3 separate regions of the Homo sapiens genome follow, and regions 1 and 2 are each linked to region 3. A link is a contact called in ENCODE Hi-C or POLR2A ChIA-PET data. All regions are on one chromosome and are shown on one strand. Each heading gives the region's core, a stretch centred on a gene start or an enhancer-like site at or near the end of the contact. The rest is flanking DNA. Distances are from core to core; before and after follow the strand shown. Region 1 holds the start of PMVK (phosphomevalonate kinase). Region 2 holds the start of SYT11 (synaptotagmin 11). Region 3 holds the start of GATAD2B (GATA zinc finger domain containing 2B).

Evidence for each region. Hi-C counts contacts between places; a loop is a spot of excess contacts on that map. ChIA-PET counts read pairs that join two places held with the same protein, here RNA polymerase II (POLR2A). Pooled maps may share reads with other maps.
Region 1: a map with no recorded cell type shows a loop between it and region 3 (19-fold over the local background). The contact joins the promoter of PMVK here to the promoter of GATAD2B in region 3. A Hi-C loop is called at or near these places in 1 of 37 single-sample maps with no recorded cell type and 5 of 50 pooled maps. POLR2A ChIA-PET finds 5 or more read pairs at or near these places in 1 of 52 experiments (B cell).
Region 2: a map of naive thymus-derived CD4-positive, alpha-beta T cell shows a loop between it and region 3 (39-fold over the local background). The contact joins the promoter of SYT11 here to the promoter of GATAD2B in region 3. A Hi-C loop is called at or near these places in 1 of 168 maps with a recorded cell type or tissue (naive thymus-derived CD4-positive, alpha-beta T cell), 1 of 37 single-sample maps with no recorded cell type and 7 of 50 pooled maps.

The regions. Positions count from the first base shown.
Region 1 is chr1:154,935,125-154,938,862 of GRCh38, reverse strand. PMVK (phosphomevalonate kinase) reads left to right here and starts at 2,144. Exons shown (of 5, transcript NM_006556.4): 1 at 2,144-2,272. The coding sequence starts at 2,178. RefSeq lists enhancers at 754-1,695, 1,675-1,874, 1,696-2,638 and a silencer at 2,595-2,694.
Region 2 is chr1:155,857,501-155,861,323 of GRCh38, reverse strand. SYT11 (synaptotagmin 11) reads right to left here and starts at 1,757. Exons shown (of 4, transcript NM_152280.5): 1 at 1,529-1,757. The coding sequence starts at 1,562. It also overlaps a transcript of GON4L not described here. RefSeq lists enhancers at 1,517-1,616, 1,807-1,916, 3,157-3,744.
Region 3 is chr1:153,920,772-153,924,427 of GRCh38, reverse strand. It overlaps GATAD2B (GATA zinc finger domain containing 2B), which reads left to right and starts at 1,456. Exons shown (of 11, transcript NM_020699.4): 1 at 1,456-1,695. It overlaps LOC101928059 (a long non-coding RNA gene), which reads right to left and starts at 1,055. Exons shown (of 4, transcript XR_922160.3): 1 at 466-1,055. RefSeq lists silencers at 381-675, 1,353-1,672 and an enhancer at 983-1,222.

The DNA of each region.
Region 1 (3,738 bases), core at 895-3,394, 1.0 Mb before region 3:
TGCTGGGCTGCCAGTACTGAGGAAAGCAGGAGGGTAGCGCAGGCAGGTGGCATGAGCCTTAGAGGAACCATAGTTTTCCAAGAGGCAGGATGAGTAATGGTGTGGAAATTAAAATGGGGAGGAAGGGAGGCCATAGACTCAAAGCGGATGCTGAGGGATGAGGGCTGGGAGACTAAAGCCTCCACTTGAGACACCAGTAAGGGACAGTGGAGTTCAGTTGAGGCATACTAGGAAGCCTAGTATGGGGGAAGTTTTTTTTTATTTTTTGAGACGGAGTCTTTTTCTGTTGTCCAGGCTGGAGCGCAGTGGTACAATCTTGGCTCACTGCAACCTCTGCCTCCCAGGTTCAAGTGTTCTCATGCCTCAGCCTCCTGAGTAGCTGGATTGCAGGTGCCCGCCACCACGTCCAGCTATCCAGCTAATTTTTGTATTTTTAGTAGAGATGGGGTTTCACCATGCTGGCCAGGCTGGTCTCGAACTCCTGCCCTCAGGTGATCCGCCTTGGCCTCCCAAAGTGCGGAGATTACAGGCGTGAGCCTGGGGGAAGTTTTCTGATCGCTCACTAGGTATTCAGGGAGCTGGATCTCAGAGTCAGAGAGGGAGGTAAGGGGCGTGCATTGGGTCAGGTGAGGAAAGAGACTCCGGGAGTAAGTTCTGACTCCTTCCATGTGACTCAGGTAAAACAGGAGATGTGGACTTTCCGTGGAGGCCCAAATACATGTTTATTGAAGATGAGCTGGAAAATCTGATTCTGTGTTGAATGACGAAGTGCTAAGAATAAATAACAACCCCTTACATCTGGATGATACTTGAGAACTTACAAAGTATTTTATTGTACCTTGTCATATATTTTCTTCATTCCTTTCTTATTATAACCCTGGGAAGTGGGCCTTATCAGTGGTAAACTCAGAGTGACTTGCTAAGTGTCCAAGCTGGGACTGAAAATCCACTCTGTGCTGCCTTCTAGGGCGTTGATGAGTGCAGTGTTTTCTGGGTTGCTGAAAAAAAACAAAAAAAACCCCAAAAAACAAAAAACCACCTCCTTAAGTCTGTTCTTTTTGCATCTGACCACTCTCCTGTGCCTCTTTTCAACATTCAGGAAATTAATGGTTTCTCCCTAAGTCTCCACACTACACTTTTTCTCTAGTGGAGGCAGTAATGAGTTGCAGGCTCTGTTCTGACATGCTCAGAAAAATGCAGGACGGCAAGTCATAGCCAAAAACAACTCGACGTACTCAGCTGGGGCAACCCGTCACCTACTGCGGGAAGAGGCAGAACCGGGGATGCAGGGAAAGGACAGATTATTCTTATCCTGCCTCTCAAACTTCTGGCTGGGAGCCAGACTTCGGATGAAACCAGGCAATCTCATCTAGGGATTCAACGCTCCCTTACTATTGATGTCACCCACGCCGTTTGCTTCCGAAAACCTTTGGGCCGGAGGCTGCGGCTAGAAAAGCAATCAAAGGTTTCTCGCCGGGCTTAAAGGGCCACATCTTAGTGACGTCTCGGGTTATAAAATCTGCTTGACAATGAAATATCGTGTGCGCGATTCTGCTCCTCCCCCGACATGACGTGGCCAGACACGCCGCTCGCGTCAGGGCTGCCTTACGCCCCCAGGAAGACCCATTCCCACTCTGGGGCGCGCGCAGATTTGCTGTGGCACATGTACTATAACGCACAGGCAAAAGGGCAGTTTCCAAAACGTCTCCAACGTGATCTCACTCCAGAGATTTTTTTTCCTAAAGTTTTAGGGCTGCGCGGAAGGGAACATGGGGTTCACCTCAGGAAATTTCAGACGTCACCCCCCTCGGAGGAAGGTAGTCGCGTCCGGTTCCTCCCCGGGTGTCAGTTAAGCAGGCCAGGCTGTGAGCGAAGGTTCTGGGCGGGGCTGGACTGTTCTAAGTGAGTTCGGGTGGGGGAGCTTCACGAGGGGAGGCTGCTCTGTGAAGGAACCGCCTTTCTCTCCGCGTGTCTCACCCTTTTCTCCCCATATCTGTTTGGACATGAGCTGAGGGCACGGTCGCGGGCGGTCAGCCCTGTTCGCAGCTACGGCGAGGAGGGGCGCGATTGTTCCTTGTTGCCGCTCCGCTTAGTGGCCGCGTCCATTCCGCGCGGTGTCCCGATTTTAGGGGTAGGGAGAAGTGTCAGCTTCAGGCATCGCGAGGCGTGGCGGCCCCATGGCCCCGCTGGGAGGCGCCCCGCGGCTGGTACTGCTGTTCAGCGGCAAGAGGAAATCCGGGAAGGACTTCGTGACCGAGGCGCTGCAGAGCAGGTGTCCGTGAGGCGGGAAAGGTGGAAGGGGGAGCTCTCCGCATCACGTGACACGAGGAGTGCTTTTGGGTGTCACGGAGTGAGCTTTGGAGTACGGGTCGTCCGTTTGCAAGGCAGGAGGAGCACTGGGCTGGGGAAGGTGGAATGCCACCATTACATAAAACAGTAGTCTACACAGGCGAGCCTCAAAGAAGCAGGTGACCACCTCTCCAAAGACCTTCAGCTGCAGGTCTCTCTGAGAAGCATTAATAATGGTTCCTACGAAGGCACTTTCTATATACCAGGCGTTGGATACCAGCCTGGGCAACATGGCGAGACCCCGCCTCTACGAAAAATCCAAAAAGTAGCTGGGCGTGGTGACGCGTGCCTGTGGTCCCAGCTATTCAGGAGCCTGAGGTAGAAGAATCGCTTGAGCCCGGGAGGCGGAGGTTGCAGTGAGGCGAGATTGGCCACTGCACTCCAGCCTGGGCGACAGAGCGAGACCCTGTCTTAAAAAAACAAAACAAAAAACCCTCTTCACCTCTTTGTTAGGTACTGTGTGCCATTATTAGCATCTCCATTTCACAGGTGAAGAAACTGAGGCTCTTAAAAAGTTAAACAGGCCGGGTGTGGTGGTCATGTCTGTCACCCCAGCACTTTGGGAGACAGAGGTGCGAGGATGGCTTGAGAGCCCAGTAGTGGAGACCAGCCTGGGCAACACAGTAAGACCCTAGTCTCTACAAAAAAATGGAAAAGTTAGCCTAGTGCGATGGCGAGCACCTCTAGTCCAAGCTACTCAGGAGGCTGAGGTGGGAGGATCGCTTGAACCTGGGGGCTACAGTGAATTGTAATCATGCTACTGTCCTCCAGTCCTTGCAGCAGAGCCTGAGACCCTGTCTCGAAGTAAAATAAAATAAAATAACATACGAAGTTAACAACAAAAAACCCTTGCTGGTCACAAAGTAAGTGGCAAATCCAGGATTCAAATTCAGCTTTGTGGTTCATGATGGGCATCTCAGCAATTAATATATAATTGAAACAAAAAGAAAAAAAACCCAAACAAATTCAACTTTATCTTGCGCCAAGGACTGGTTTCTTTCTGTTTTATCTGGCTGCCTCCCCAAATAATAATACCTTTTGCACAGTGTTTTCTGTCAAAGCAAGATCTTCTGTGCAGGAGCATTTTGCTGAGACCTGGGCTAGGAGAGCAGAGGTTGGGGAGAAAGTGGGGCTCCTCTCCTCTTGAAGGCCAGTGTGGTGGGGGTACCAGGAAGCTGCTTTTGGGTACCACGGGGGTTCTATGAAGGTGTGGGAGAGCCCAGAGCAGAGGTCACCACCTGAATTTTTCATCACTAAGTATCTCACCACCTTTTCCTAAGTTGCATTTCTCCTCACCTCCAAACCCTGACGTCAAATAGTGGTCCGAAGCACAGGCTCTGGAATTAGACTGCTGGGATGCAAACCCTGGCTCACTGTTGATTAGTGTGT
Region 2 (3,823 bases), core at 508-3,007, 1.9 Mb before region 3:
AGGAAGAAATCATGGATTGCTCATGTGATCATGAAAGGGACTTTTGTTTTGGAAACTTAGAACTCAAAGAATAAAGATGCGGAAGGTGAAGTGGAAGAAAAAATACCATCAAGATTTAGCCTTGTGGAATAAGTGAGAACAAGTAGTTAATGAGTGTGAAGATCAGTTATCTGAACACATCTGATTTGATTTCTTCTTCCTTATTCTGAGGGGATAGAGCACACTGGATTCTGCTCATTTCACTGTACCTCTTATTCAGGAATGAGAAAAGCCATTTCCTAGCTGGATTGTGTCTCCACCCTAAAAACTGGAGTCCCGATGCTCAAACCTACTGGATTGTCTGAGGGATAGAATCCCTGAAGGAATAAGAAGGTTCTTTGGCAGCAACTCTCACTGGCTTCCCCCATCTAAACTGAATCAAGGAGAAGCAGGGCAATTATATTTTATTTATTTGATCAGGAAAGCATAACACAGGAAGTTTGCTCCTTTAGCATATACTGCAGGAGTCCCCAAAGAGGAAAAAACTTCCTTCTCAAGCTTGTCTTTGCCACCTTCTTCCCTATTTTCCACTCCACTTTCTGCTCCAGAGAGTGTAAAACTAATCTTGGAGCCCACAGGGCTGGGTCGGGGACCAGCCGCTCTGAAATGACGTAATGCTTTCTGCGGTACACAAAGCGGCCTCCCCCGGGCTGGGCCTCTTTCGCCCCTCCCCCTCCGGCCTGGATCGCGCCCCCGCCAGCATCAACGCTGGTCAGTCCCCCTTTTTGAAAAGGCGGCCCAGGGAAACAGGGAACAAAGGCCCCGGAAGGAGAGCGTCGGCGCTGCCAGGAGGCCCAGAAATAGACATCACGTCATCCCCCAGCCCAGCAGCGCCAAGCGCCATTTGGTAGCATCGGAGGGACCCCACCATTACGATGCGGAATGGAGCTTGCAGGGCTCACGTTTCCTCCTAGCCCCAGCATCCAGCTGACCGGCTTAAGGAGTGGCTTCCTTTTTGCTCCCCACCCCGCACCCCTCTTTCCCCAGAGGCCGCCGCCTCCCCTGGCTGCCAGCCACACGGCCCACAGTCTCCAAGCTGCCATCTTGATGCCCCATCCCCCTTGTCACTTCCCTCCCCCGCAGCCCTTAGGAATGGGAGGGGGAGGAAGGGGCACCGCCCTGTGTGCCCCAAGGGGGAGGGCTTGGCCTACCCCACCTCTCCTCCCCCAGAAGGAGGGGTTCACATCCTCCGCACGCTTGCTGTTTCTCACCTCCAGCAGTGCTGACAGTGCACCATACAAGGTTTTAGCATCCTGGACTTCCCCACCCTCGGTGTGGCTCAGGCCCTGCCAGTCCCTGCAGCCCATAGCTCAAGTTCATGCACTGTCAACTGCCCACTACCCACTACCCACCACCACAGGCCCGATTTTAGTGGGGCTGGCATTTTGAAGGCTCTGGTCTGGGCTGCATTCTCTGCCCTGCCGCTGGGCCCCCTTGGCCTTGCAACCATTCTGACCACCTCAAGCTTAGTTTTCCCGAGTCTACTTACCAAAGCTAGGTCGGATATTGGTGATCTCAGCCATGTCGTAATCAGAGGCTGTTGCTATAACGTTTTTGCAATGGTGAGACAGCTCTGGGAACCCTCGGTCAGTACCGAGGCAGCAGCTGTAGAGCTCTAGGTCAGGGAAGGGGGAAGGTATCCAGCGGACGCCTCCTGCGACGGTCCGGCCCCTAGTTGTCAGCTGCGCTCAGCTCTTAAGATGCTCCGGGGATGCGCTGAGCTAAGGATGCAGGTGCAGTCAGACTGGTCCTGATGAGAGGTAGGCTCCGCCTTCTTCCGAATGGTCCTCGGAAGAAGACTCCGCCTCTTCCGAATGGTCCTCGGAAGAAGACTCCGCCTCTTCCGAAAGATTACGGAAGTCAGCCCTCGCCCCCTTCAGGAAGCTCTCCCGGAGGGGACTCCTCCCACCGCCGAGTTTTCCCGAGAATGAGGCCGCGCCCACTGACGCGCTGTGGTTCCAAAACGAGAAAGTACTGAAGGGTAAGAAGCATAGGTAGATTATTATATGAAATCCTCTGATTTCAGTTTTCTGGGCTTTAATACAGCAGCAAAATGTTCTCGGTCCTGAGTTCCAGAATTTTGGGAAAATAAAATTCTGTACTGCCTGGATTTCAGTATCGACTGCCATCATTATGCATTTCTGAGACCGCTAAAGGTTATTACAGAACTTTTTTTTTTGGCTTATATTTCACAGTGGATGGAAACTGTCTTAAACCTCAGAAACTCTGATGAAAGACCAAACCTGGGGATGGTTGCACAACTCTGAACATTTACTAATTTTAAAAAAACAGCCGGGCACGGTGGCTCATGCCTGTAATCCCAAACCTTTGGGAGGCCAAGGCGGGCAGATCACTTGAGGTCAGGAGTTCGAGACCAGCCTGGCCAGCATGGTGAAACCCCCATCTCTACTAAAAATACAAAGATTAGCCGGGCGTGGTGGCACACGCTACTTGGGAGGCTGAGACACGAGGATCGCTTGAGCCCAGGAGGTGGAGGTTGCAGTGAACCGAGATCGCGCCACTGCACTCCAGCCTGGGCAACAGAACAAGACTCCGTCTGAAAAAAAAAAAAAAAAAAAAATTTGGTTGTACACGTAAAACAGATGGATATTGTGGTATGCAAAGCTGTTTAAAAAAAAAAAAAAAAACAACTAATGAAAAGTGCCAAAGTTAATCAGTGTTGAATTTTTTTCATGAACCTCAAGTGCTTAGGGTTTCGTATGAGAGAGGCCAAACCGAAAGATCTGTGTATTCTGTAGGTCAAAGAACAACACACATGAAACTCCGAGCTTCTGGAGTCTTCCTTGGTATTTGGGAGAGTTGGTGTGATTCAGGTTAGTCAGACTACTGCCATGTTTGCATAAATTTCAACCTTCATTTTGGCTGTGGATAATTTCATCCGTTGGATTCTGTTTACAGATAGGATTAGTTCAAATGTATAAATTTGTGTTGGTGGTTTACCTGTAAAATGAGGGGGTTGAAAGTATTTTTCCACCTTTTGACATTCTGTTTTTTATTATTTTTTTAATCTCCGTGGATTCCAGACATTGTTTTTCTAGAAAAGTGGAAATAACATCATTTTAGAAGTCATTCATTCATTCGCTCATTCAAAAAGCACGTATTGAATTATTGAACATCTGTTACACCCCAGGCAGCCTCCTGGACACTGGGTCAATGCATTATTAGCTAGAGTTAGGAGACTTAATACCTGATTCTCCTTGATAGCTGTCTGTGTACCGTTGTGAAATCACCTACTCAGATGAGCCAGAACTTTGTCCTGTGCAAACTGGAATATGATATAATAATCTTACAGTCTATTGTGGAGACCAAGTCACCTAAGAAAATGTGAGAGCATTTTGTAAAATGCAGAATATTGTACATATATGAATAATTACTATAGCCTGAGTCCAAGAGTGCCTTAGTTTTAATCAGGAGCCTGCACTATTTGTAATTTAGAGACTTCTTTTTCTGGCATTTTATGACTTCTTCAGTCCCTTGGTCCTGTGTTCCAGGTGACTCGTAGTGAGAAAAATTAGTTGTTAATCTTTTTTTTTTTTTGATACAGAGTCTCACTGTCGCTCAGGTTGGAGTGCAGTGGCACGATGCCGGCTCACTGCCACCTCCGTCTCCCGGGTTCAAGCGATTCTCCTGCCTCAGCCTCCGGAGTAGCTGGGATTACAGGCGTGCGCCACCACGCCCAGCTAATTTTGTATATTTAGTAGAGACGGGGTTTCACCATGTTAGCCAGGGTGATCTCGAACTCCCGACCTCAGGTAATCCGCCC
Region 3 (3,656 bases), core at 207-2,706:
CTGTAATCCCAGCACTTTGGGAGGCTGAGGCAGGAGGATCACCTGAGGTCAGGAGTTCGAGACCAGCCTGGCCAACATGGCGAAACCCCGTCTCTACTAAAAACACAAAAATTAGCCGCGCGCCTGTAATCCCAGCTACTCGGGAGGCTGTTGAGGCAGGAGGATCGTTTGAACCTGGGAGGCGGAGGTTGCAGGAACTGAGATTGTACCACTGCACTCCAGCCTGGGAGACACAGTGAGAAAACAACAATAACAAAATGCCTGTGGAACCAGTTGTTTCTGGGTTTAAACCACTGCTTAGTCACTAACTAGCGGTCTGACCTTTGGCAAGTTACTTAACCTCTCTGAGCCTTAGTTTCCTCATCTACTTGGGTTCAAATTTCAGCTCTACCACTTAACGTGTAACTGGACAAATTTTTTGATCCTAATTTTCCTCATTTGTAAAGTAGGGATAACAGTACCTACCTCACAGTCATGAGGAATAAATACTTCATGTAAAGTTCTTAGCACAGAGCCTGACACAGTCTCTTTCCAAAAACGTTAACTACTATCATAACCTTAACACCCGGACTCTGTTACTTGGTCCCTATCCTCAAGGTGCTCCAGAAACGCTCGCTGAGTTTAGGCGGGCCTAACTGCTCCGTGGAAGCAGGGAGGCCAGCAAAAGGAGCTGGCCCTTGAGTTAATTAGGTGGAATCGGGCGGGGTGGGAGGCTGTTTCCTCGCTGAGAACCTAACCAGACCAGGAGTTCCCAAGAGAAGGAGCTGCGAGGGCTCTGCACACCGTAATTCCTCAGCAACTTGGCTAGCTGCTTTTTTTTTTTTCCTGCTGTCGTGGTTTAGTCACGACAGGACCAAGCGGAGGTACGATGAACACCAGGAAGCTCAAAGCCTTTGGCAGACGGAGACAGGCCACACCCCAAAAAGACGGCAAGGCTCAAGCGCCTAAAGCTAGTTCTATCGTGAAATTTCCTAGAGTCTGTCGCGACGAAACACCGCCCACCGCAGACCCCATCGCCGTTCGCCAGTCTCCATCTTTAGAATTGAAAGAATGAGAGATGGCCAAAGGGGAATCCCGGTTTGGAGAGACTGGGGTACGGCGGCTGCCTGGGGACCAAAACGTCTCTAAGGTAAAGTTGCAGCCTGAAGCGATTTTTTGACCCCCGACACTTAATGGGCTGTCGAAGACCCGGATGTGTCTGGGACTGGCAGAGGTACCCATTAACGCGCCCCCGCTAGACCATCCCCCCTCCTCCGTTTATGATTGGGTTTTAAGCACGCCAATCATCACTTCTCCGGCCACTCATTCTTCAAGGGTGGGGTGAAGTCCCGGCATCTAGTCTTCTACTGGCATGGCCGAGAAGATGAGGGCGGGGTGGCCGGCTTAGGTCGCCCAATGGGCGTCGTGGCGTGTGGGTAAGGCGGAGCCGAGGCGCTTGGCAGCTGCCCAATCAGCGTCCTTGTTTGTGTGGTGCCGCCGCCGCCGGTGCAGCCGTCGCCGCCGCCGCTGCCCCCGTCTGTACCGCAGTGTCTGCTCCGCCCGCCCGCCCCGGTCCGGCCCGCCCCCCTCCCCTACCCCCGTCCCTAGTCCCGTCAGCAGGGTCTGGATCCCCTGTGCCGTCGCCTCTTCCTTTTTCGACGCCTCCGCCGCCGCCTGAGGAGGCGAGCTAGCCGGGAGTTACACCGCCACCGCCAGGTGAGGAGCTTTGGCCTAGGCCAGCCTGGCCGCCCGCCCGCCCGGGGGCGGTGAGGAGCGAGGAAGGGAAGGAGGCTGGGAGGAGGCAGTGGTGGCGGAGGTGGGGGAAGGGAAAGGTGGAGGGGCGGGGGGAGGGGAAGCGCCCGCGAGCCGACGCCCGCCCGCGCGCCCCCGCCTTGCGTCCCCCTCCCCCCACCCCGGCACGGCGCGCCCCCGCCTCGCGCTCCTTCTTCACCTCATCCTCTCCCCCCTTGGCGCGCGCGACCCGGTCTTTCACTTCGGCCTCGCGCGCCCCCAGCTCGTGTCCCTTCATTTCGTCTCCTTGTACTCTTTCTCCCCTCCCTCACGCCCCGTTTCCCCCGCCATCCCCGCTTTCACTCCCTGCCTCATGCCCGCCATGCTCCCCTCCTTTCCTCTCTAGCGCGCCCCCCCCTTTTTTTTTTTAACTCTCTCCACCCCCAGTGGTGCCCTCAGGGTGCGGGGGCCGCTCCCTGCTCAGTCTTGTGTTTGCGGGCGGATGGGACGAATGGGGAATCTAAGGGTAAAGGAAGCACCAGATAATTATCTTTATTTAGGGAAAGGGATCAGGAGCGCATAACCTTACCCCTTTATTTCGTCGTCCACCGTTCGCTCGCCCTCCCGTAGGGGAAGAGAATTGTCTCAGGCTATGTGGGCACTTAGCTTCTACAGCGACTGGGCTTGTGGGACACACTGGATCTGTCTTCCAGTTCAGTTCCTGAGGGTCGGTGGAACTTACCCTTCCCTAACCACACCGGGACTTAGAGTACTTTTGGCCTCCCTGCTCTCAATTACATTGAGGAGCGAGCCACTCATGCGAGTGCAGAGGTTCAGGTGCCATTCGCGCGCCCGGTACAGCTTTCCCGTTTCATAAAGGTATGGTAGCCTCTTTGGATTCTTCCCCAGCATCAACTTCCAAACACAAGATGTTAGCTCATAGGGCTGGCAGTGAGGTGGAGATGGAGGCTTGGTGGTGGGTGGCATGTGGATGCTAACTGAGCTAGCTAGCAACCTTTTCTCTGTTGTCCCCTGGAAAATCAGGTAGCCTCCTGAGAACCAGTTTTCTCATTTCTGATAAATGCTTATTTGGGGGGCGTGTGTGTGTGCGTGTGTGTGTGTGTAAGAGAGAGAGAGAGATGGGGGGATACTTAATACATTTCAGCAGAGGCGAAGGATACTTAATATATTTCAGCAAAGGGCAAGAGCAGTGTTTTCAGGCCAGACTGCAAAAGAGGGATTTGGATTTGTAGCTGATGGAATTAAAACAGGTTTAACAGATCTGTGTTGGAGAAGAGCTGATGCTTTTGTAGTTTTTAGGACATTTTTTCTAAAAATTTATATTTTGAGTAGAAAAGCATGCATGTGGTTGTACAAAGTGAAAAGTAAGCTTCCTTCCCATCTCTGTCCTCCAGCCATCTAGTCTCCTTCCCCTCCTAGCACAGATGACTTTGATGTTTTCTGGCAGCAGCATGGTGCCTATATGTTGTTGGTGATTATCCTGTTTGGGAGTTTAGTGCTAACTTTATTGCTTTTCATTTGGTATGCTGACCTGAACTCTTCCTTGCAGTCTGATAACTTGGATTCTTATTTTGGTGCTGGAGCAGCCTTTCAAGTATTGTCCTAGAGTAGTATTTCTGTCAGTACTTAGTTGGGAAGGAGGCCACTTCTGGAGGTGCTATGGAGGAGTTCAGTATATTTTGAGGGAAGGCCCACACTTGTTGGATCGTGCTGCTTTTTTTGTGACGGATATCTAGTCCCTGGCCATTTGGGAATGGACTGGGTCAAGGATCGGATTCATATAAGCAGATAGCTTATATGAATAACTAGTTGATGGTAAGGCTGTCTTCACTTTTTAGGGGAATAGAGTTTTTTTAGTCCAGTGGCAGTGATAGTCATCATGGAACAAGGTAGAAAAGTACTAATCAGCAGGAATCAGAAGGCTG